Linked DNA regions of Homo sapiens: region 2 is linked to region 1. Evidence: read pairs that join two places in POLR2A ChIA-PET (ENCODE). Cell type or tissue: PC-9. All regions are shown on one strand. Links, peaks and the distances in the headings refer to the core of each region. The heading gives the core; the rest is flanking DNA.

Evidence for each region. Peaks named below come from ENCODE experiments on the same cell type or tissue, not always from the same donor. Only the 100,000 strongest peaks of a DNase experiment are listed, where the experiment ranks them.
Region 2: POLR2A ChIA-PET joins it to region 1 with 8 read pairs; 12 of 35 experiments call an interaction of 5 or more read pairs at or near these places.

Annotation. Positions count from the first base shown.
Region 1 is chr15:85,349,642-85,354,037 of GRCh38, reverse strand. No RefSeq gene overlaps it. Among named protein-coding and RNA genes, the nearest start is that of MIR7706, 29 kb to the left of the region's middle. In PC-9, for the core only: no CTCF peak of the experiment used is centred there; a DNase peak (open chromatin) is centred at 1,877; H3K27ac peaks cover 594 bases.
Region 2 is chr15:85,406,421-85,410,816 of GRCh38, reverse strand. The region is part of intron 1 of AKAP13 (A-kinase anchoring protein 13); the gene reads right to left. Among named protein-coding and RNA genes, the nearest start is that of AKAP13, 28 kb to the right of the region's middle. In PC-9, for the core only: no CTCF peak of the experiment used is centred there; DNase peaks (open chromatin) are centred at 2,716 and 3,726; H3K27ac peaks cover 2,544 bases.

The DNA of each region.
Region 1 (4,396 bases), core at 264-4,263:
TCTCTTCTCTGAGAAGCCTTCCTTGACATCCTCAGGCTGGATTTGATTTTTTTTCTGTTGGGCTCCCATTGTGCCTGTGCTCACACAACACAACACTGTCATTCTTTGTTTGATTTGTCTCCTCTGCTAGAGTGCAAGCCCCCTGAGGGCAGGGACCACATCTTATTAGATTTTCTCAGAACCCAGCACAATATCCAGCATCACTGGGCATCTATCCAATGACTGTTAGCTCATCAATAAATGACATCTTCCCTGCTGTAGTGCTAATGAAATTGTTCTTTCACTTGGTTAGATCAGAAGATCCTCCTCAGAGATTACTGCTCAAACTTACTCTTAAAAGCAACCAGTGAAAACCCACAGAGAAAATTTCATTGGTATACTGAGTGTAAACTCAACTCACCACATGCCCTTCTATTTTTAATGCTGTTTAATCTTACAAGGTTGGGTTCCCTAGGTATATAATAAGGCACAAAGACTTAATTAACCTTGTTGATTCTGTTTTGTCATGGTGCTCTATTGAGGCCTTATTTAAATAGGATTTCGTGCTAGTCTTGTCATAGTTATTAACCAAGTCCAAAGGTTTTTATTCAATTTCTAGCCATAGCATTATTTAAAGTGTAACTATTAAGAAATGTCTTTTTTTTTTTTTTTTTTGAGACGGAATCTCACTAACTCTGTTGTCTAGGCTGGAGTGCAGTGGCATGATCTCAGCTAACTGCAACCTCCGCCTCCCGGGTTCAAGTGATCTCCTGCCTCAGCCTCCCGAGTAGCTGGGATTACAGGCAGCTGCCACCACGCCCAGCTAATTTTTGTATTTTTAGTAGAGACGGGGTTTTACCATGTTGGTCAGGCTGGTCTCGAACTCCTGACCTCAGGTGATCCACCTGCCTTGGCCTCCCAAAGTGCTGGGATTATAGGTGTAAGCCACTGCACCTGGCCAGAAATGTCTATTTTAAGTGAAAGTACAAAAACATATTTATCTAAATGACTGTTTCCCTCACCATAGACCCCTTGCAAATCTAGCCACGTGTCTTTGCTTTTTTTTTTTTTTTTTTTCCCTTGAGACGGAGACTTGCTCTGTCGCCCAGGTGGGAGTGCAGTGGCACGATCTCGGCTCACTGCAAACTCTGCCTCCTGAATTCAAGCGATTCTCCTGTCTCAGCCTCCTGAGTAGCTGGGATTACAGGTGCCTGCCACCACATCTGGCTAATTTTAGTTTTTTTAGTAGATACAGGGTTTCACCATGTTGGCCAGGCTGGTCTTGAACTCCTGACCTCAGGTGATCTGGCCACCTTGGCCTCCCAAAAGACTGGGGTTACAAGCGTAAGCCACCATGCCCAGCCTAGCCATCTCTCCTGAGATAATATTGTGGCTATTTGAAATAGTTTTGGTTCTCTACTTTTTATTTTTGCCGTCACAGAGAGTTGGTGATCCTTGTTTGAAGAGTGGTTTTGTTACTTTAAAACCCAAAACTATAGCAACAAATACTATTGCCCAATAAAATATCCACCTTATTTAACTTCTGGAAACAGTGTTGAACATGCATATCATTAGTTGGAAATCAGATATGTTAGGTAGCACACATTTTTTAATTTAAAAAGTAATAGTTACATAATTACTTTAAATGCATTAACTGTATATATATGACAAGCACGTTGAACCCATAATTTAATGCATATTGCTTACGGAAAAGCTATATTGCTTAACGAAAAACTTATTTAAGTAAAAATACAGTGAGTTAAATTGCTGAGAGATACTAAGCAGTAACCCAGGTTATGAGGATGAGATGAAGATTGTGAAGGGGGCATATAAATGACTAAGGTGTGAGAAACACCTGTGGAATGAAAGGAGCAGAGGCTCTGGGGCTCCAGTTATTTTACTTATTATCCGGGAGCCTGTGGGCAAGTGACTTACCTTCTCTGAGCCCTGCTTGCTGATCCATGCCATAAGAGTGAGTTGCAGTGGTGATCAGAGATAAGGTTCATGGGTACTCAGCACCGTACCTAAAGGGCTTCATAGTGAGAATTTTTTAAAAATTAGAACCACTCTTATAGGACAAGGATATTGAGTCTACATTTTAAAAGTTGCCACAGCTTGGCTAGGTACGGTGGCTCAAGCCTGTAATCCCAGCACTTTGGGAGGCCGAGGCGGGCGGATCACGAGGTCAGGAGTTCGAGACCATCCTAGCCAACATAGTGAAATCCTGTCTCTACTAAAAATACAAAAAAAAAAAAAAAAAATTAGCCAGGCGTGGTGGCATGCACTTGTAATCCCAGCTACTCAGCAGACTGAGGAAAGAGAATTGCTTTAACCCGGGAGGCAGAGGTTGCAGTGAGCAGAGATCAGACCACTGCACTCCAGCCCGGGTGACAGTACAAGACTCCATCTCAAAAAAAAAAAAAAAAAAAGGAAAGAAAAAAGTTGCCACAGTTTGAAAGGGAAAACCAGGGACATTTCATTAAGCATGATGAGCATAAGGTGGCAGCTGGATATTACATTCAAGGTATTCCTTTGAATGTATTCACTTGGGCATGTTTGTTAAGGGACCAATCACAGAATGAAGGAGTCAGATAGTTATACCTTATAGGATGCTAAAATAACTGGCGCTACCTTGAACTCTAAGAGTTTATCAACTCATAGACATTAAGCCATGAGATTCTGTCCCTTACTGACCTTTATAATCTCTCTCTCCCTCTCTCTCTCTCTATCTCTTTTCCTTGGTCAACTCAAAGCTTAAAACTAAATTCACAGCTCACTTCTAGAAATCTGTATCACCTTATCAACCACTTGCTCTTCCCCTTCACCTATACTCCTATGCTAAAGTGCACTTTCCTTGGTCCTGGTATTTTTTATTCTCACTTTGCCATTGTATTATACAGATTCCCATTAACATTTTTTTTTTTAATATAGAGACCTGTCTCACTATATTGGCCAGGCTGGTCCTGAACTCATGGGCTCAAGCAATCCTCTCCCCTTGGCCTCCCAAAGTGCTGGGATTATAGGCGTGAGCCACCGTGCCTGGCCCAGATTCCCATTTTGTATAGGTCCAATGCAAAAGGGAGAGTACCTAAATGTCTTAGTCAGCTCAGGCTGACATAACCAAACTGCTTAACAGTGCAAATTAATTTTCTCACAGTTCTGGAGGCTGGAACCCCAAGATCAGTGTGTCCATATGGTCAGATTCTGATGAGGGCTCTTTTCTCGGCTTGCAGATGGCTGCCTTCTTGCTTTGTCCTCACATGGCTTGGCAGTTGGAGGATGTCAAGTGTAAGCCCCCTACTGTCTCTTATAAAGGCACTAATCCCATCATGATCCCCCCACCGTCATGATCTCCCCACCGTCATGATCTCATCTCATCCTAATCACCTCCCAAAGGCCCCGTCTCCAAATACCATCACACTGGGGGTTGGAGTTTCAACATATGAATTTTGGAAGGCTACAACATACAGGCCATGACACTAAGTAAATAATCAGATAATAAGAGTCATGTCATCTTTTGCCAAGAGCCAGCAATTTATCATCTGTGTCCCACCAGAATTTCCAGACCATCCAAAGAAATGTCTTCTTTCTTGGATCAGTCATTGTAAAACTAGGCAAGTGTGCTAACAACAGGCCACAAATATTGGTTCTCACATGGAGCCACGTGTATATCCTTTATATCCCTAGTTGTTCATCAGCCATCACTGATTCACAAAAGATAAGCAAGATCTCCTGACATATCAATTTAGTGGGTTCTCTTCCTCACTCTAGTTGGTCACCCCAAGTGTATAAAATGAGAGCCTACAACGTGGCAGGCAAGTGTAGGATGTTATGACCTCATCTAATCTCACAATTCTGACAGAAATTATTGCACTGTGTTTTGGGGTGAGAAATTAAGTCTCAATAAGATTAAGTAATGTGCATAGCATTAAGCAACCTATAATTGAGGAGCTCAGATCTGAACCCGAGTCAGTCTGAATATAAAGGCCACGAGAGGACTTAGATGTATTACTCGCCAAATGTTCATTCACTCATTGAACTTCCTGACATGTGCCAGGCTTTATGTAGGCAATAGCAATGAATAAAATAGAACAACAACAACAACAACAACAACAACAACAACAAAATTCCAGGCCGGGCACGGTGGCTCATTCCTGAAATCCCAGCACTTTGGGAGGCCGAGGCAGGTGGATCACCTGAGGTCAGGAGTTCGAGACCACCCTGGCCAATATGGTGAAAGCCCGTCTCTACCAAAAATACAAAAATTAGCCGGGCGTGGCGGCAGGAGCCTCTAATCCCAGCTACTCAGGAGGCTGAGGCACGAGAATTGCTTGAACCTGGGAGGTAGAGGTTGCAGTGAGCCAAGATCATGCCACTGCACTCCAGCCTGGGTGACACAAAGAGTCTCTGCCTAAAA
Region 2 (4,396 bases), core at 231-4,230, 57 kb before region 1:
TAATCATTCTGAGAACGGAAAATGATCTCTATGGGCTGGACCAGCTAGAGAAGGATTCAAGGAGGAAAGGGATTTGAGTTAGGCCCTGAAAAACCAGGCAAGGTGAAGAGGTGACAGCATTCCAAGCAGAGAGCACAGCACAAGCACGTCCAGGTGACAGATGGTAAATCTGAGAGTCGCAGAAGAGAAATGGCCCACCTATCAAGCATCTTACCCCAGTCCAAGGAAGATAAAATGCCTTGACTGACACTGCCAATATACTAATGACCAGGGAAGAAAATAACTGCAAAGGGGGGTTAAGGTCAAGGTAGAAGGAGTTGGACTGCCAAGCTTAGTGTCTGAACTTGATCCTGAAAGCATCACAAAGCCCCTGAAAGGTGTTTTGGAAAGGCCAGTCCAAACAGTGTACAGGAAAATTAAGAGAAATCTGAAGCAGAAGACCTATTTTGAAGCCATTCTCATGACCCAGGTGAAAGTCGACAAGAAGGGCATGAGTAGGGAGACAGCCCCAAGACAACTACTACTGTAAGACATGGTACACAAAAGCAGGTATGACCAGACTTGCTTCTAACTGGACAGCTGGTGATGAGCGACCAGCCCGGGGAAGTCATGGTCATGATGCTTATTCTAATAACCACACCTGAGGGCCATGAAAAAGAAAGGAAGGAGACATTACTCAAAAGATACTAGGTCATAAATCATACCTAGAAAGGAAAATTCCAGAAAAAGTGAATACCAACCCTTTTTCAAATTATAAAATTATATCATACTCCTCTAAAGGAAAATGGAGGAAACTAATTTCTTCATTTGAGCTCAGTAAAGTTACTATAAAAGCAACAACCTCCCTTATAATTTAAGGTTCATTAAAAAACTACTAGCTGCATCAGGCCAGGCGCGGTGTCTCACGCCTGTAATCCCAGCACTTTGGGAGGCCGAGGCGGACGGATCATGAGGTCAGGATATAGAGACCATCCTGGCTAACACGGTGAAACCCCGTCTCTACTAAAAATACAAGAAAATTAGCAGGGTGTGGTGGTGGGCGCCTGCAGTCCCAGCTACTCGGGAGGCTGACGCAGGAGAATGGCGTGTACCCAGGAGGCGGAGCTTGCAGTGAGCCGAGATCGCACCGCTGCACTCCAGCCTGGGCGACAGACAAAGCGAGACTCTGTCTCAAAAAAAAAAAAAAAAAACTACTACTAGCTGCATCAAAGAATATAATCAACAGAGTGAAAAGGCAACCCACAGAATGGGAGAAAATTCTAGCAACTCTTATTTAATAAGAGATTAATATTTAGAATACATAAATAATTCCTACAACCAATTTAAAAAAAGGGTAATGGACCTGATAGGGTGGCTCATACCTGTAATCCCAGCACTTTGGGAGGCCGAGGCAGGCAGATCACCTGAGGTCAAGAGTTCGAGACCAGCCTAGACAACATGATGAAACCCTGTCTCCACTAAAAATACAAAAAATTAGCTGGGTGTGGTGGTGCACTCTTTCATCCCAGCTACTCAGGAGGCTGAGGCAGGAGAATCGCTTGAACCTGGGAGGCAGAGGTTCCAGTGAGCAGAGATCGTGCCTATGCACTCCAGGCTAGGCGACGAGTGAAACTCCATCTCAAAAAAATAATTAAATTAAAATAAAATAAAAATGAAAAACAGGCAAAGGATTTGAACAAATATTTCTCCAAAAAAGATATACAAATAGCCAATAACCACATAAAAAGATGCTCACATCACTAACTACTAGAAAAATGCAAATCAAAACCACAATGAGATATCACTTCACACACTATAAGATGACTACTGTCACAAAAACAGAAAATAACAAGTGTTGGTGAGGGTACAGAGAAACTGGAACACTTGTGCACTGCTGTTAGAAATGTAAAATGGTACAGCCACTATGGAAAACAGTATGGCAGCTCCTCAAAAAATTAAAAATAGAATTACCATATGATCCAGCAAGTCCACCTCTGGGTACATACGCCAAAGAACTGAAAGCAGGGACTTCGAAAGATGTCTGTACACCCATGGTCAAAGCAACATTATTCACAATAACCCATATGTGGAAACAACTCTAGTGTCCATTGGTGGATGAATGGATAAACAAAATGTGGTATATACATACAATGGAATATTATTCTGCCTTAAAAAGGAAATACATTCTGACACATGCTACCACATGGATGAATTCTAATGACATTGTGCTAAGTGAAGTAAGCCAGTCACAAGAACGCAGACTGTGTGGTATCATTTACATATAGTACCCAGAATAGTCAAATCCATAGAAACAGGAAGTAGAAAAGTATTTGCCAGGGACACGGAGGAGAGAGAAATAGAAAGTTATTGTTTCATGGGTACAAAATTTCCGTTCCGCAACATGAAAAGAGTCATGGAAATGGACAGTGGTGATGACTGCACGACAATGTGAAAGAGCTAAATGCCACTGCCTCTGCACTTAAAAATGATTAAGACGGTAAATGGTTAAGATGGTAAATTTTATGGTATGTGTGTTTACCACAATTAACATTTTTTAATATTCTTAAAATATCAATTACTGGCATGCAGTAAGCAGTTGGTACTTTCTAGATGAATAAATGGACTCTAAAATAGATTGTGGGCAAAATCAAGAACCACTTTGAATGAGGTAATCTAAGCCAAATGTAAACATTACCACTTCCAGGAAGCCAACTCCTCTCCCATGCCAGAATGAATCATGCCCCTCAGTGCACTCTCATTCACCCAGCAGCCTGTGCTAGAAATTCCCAGTTATTCTGGACAACTACCACCTCCTAATTCCCACCATCTACTCAACAAGTTTCATCCATTCAACTTTCAAAATGTCCATTAGATCTGCTGGCTCCCTTCCAACCTCACTGCATTCAAGCCCTCACAATCTGTCCAAAACTATGGTAATGGCCTCCTCTAACTTGTCTGAGAGGCAATGCTCCCTTCTCCCTCTGCCAAGCCACTATCCTCTACTGCTCACAGAATGAGGTATCCAAAACAAAACCAGACTATCCTCCCTTTTGCTTCAAGAGGACAAACTAAAAGACGCTTCCACCCACCCCATTTTGACTTTCTAACCTAATTCGGTGACCACACCCTATCCACACGAAATAATTCTACACCTCACTGCTCACTGAGTTCAAACACACCAAGCTCTTTGACGTCTGTTTCTTTGCACACAGTGTATCACAGCAGAACCATCATTCCATTCTTTCTCTCCTCAACCCAGGCCTGGCAAATTCCTACTCATGCTTTAAGACCCAGCACAGGCCGGGCACGATGGCTCATGCCTATAATCCCAGCACTTTGGGAGGCCAAGGCAGACAGATCACCTGAGGTCAGGAGTTGAAGAACAGCCTGGCCAACATGGTGAAACCCTGTCTCTACTAAAAATAAAAAAAATTTTAAAAAAATTAGCCAGGCATGGCAGCGCATGCCTGTAGTCTCAGCCACTCGGGAAGCTGAAACAGGAGAATCTCTTGAACCCAGGAGGCGGAGGTTGCAGTGAGCCCAGATCGCACCACTGCATTCCAGCCTGGGTGACAGAGCAAGACTCCGTCCCAAAAAAAAAAAAAAAGACCCAGCACACCCGTCCCATCCCTCATCCCTCATCTGTGTTCCTTAGAAGCCTGTATACCACAAAGTTGGTACTCTAACATTGTTACACAACAAATTTCCATATCTCTCACTATACCCCAATTATCTTTGCATTCCTAGTGGCTGGTGCACATTCCTTCTGCTTAAATATTTCTTCAATGAGCTTATACTACTTGTAACTAGCATAAAATATATTATTTCTGTTTTGTAAGTAGGACAAAAAATCCAGAGATCTTATCCTCCAGAGACATACTCTTTGTGGCCTAGGACTGTGCTTTACTCTCCCTTGGTTCTTTCAGGGCCTAGCCCATAATATGCTGTCTCATATTGTCTGCTGAAAGGAATTTCAAAATAGAACTACCCCTAGAAACCATCAAATTAGCTTTTATTATGCATTTTTCTCTCAAAGTGTCTATGTTCTCCTAACACAAAATGTTATGAAATCTAATTACATTTACAAAAATTAGCAAAGAAACAACACTGCAAACAACTTATTAGCCAATTCATGTCTCCTAAAACAGTAACACAAATAACATAAGTAGTTTATTTCTAAATAGGAATTCAGACTGGAAAGGTCAGTAACTGCTGTATATAGTACCTCTTCTTCTACCTTCCAATGTCCTATACCATAATTGATCTACACTTAAAGAAAAAAAATTCTCCCCAATTATAGGTACAACCACAGACAAAAAATAAATGCTTGCTGGACACATATGTGTCCAGCAACGAGCAATATGGTATATAAAATAGGTACTGTTTTTCCCATCTTACACACAGTGGAACTGCAGCT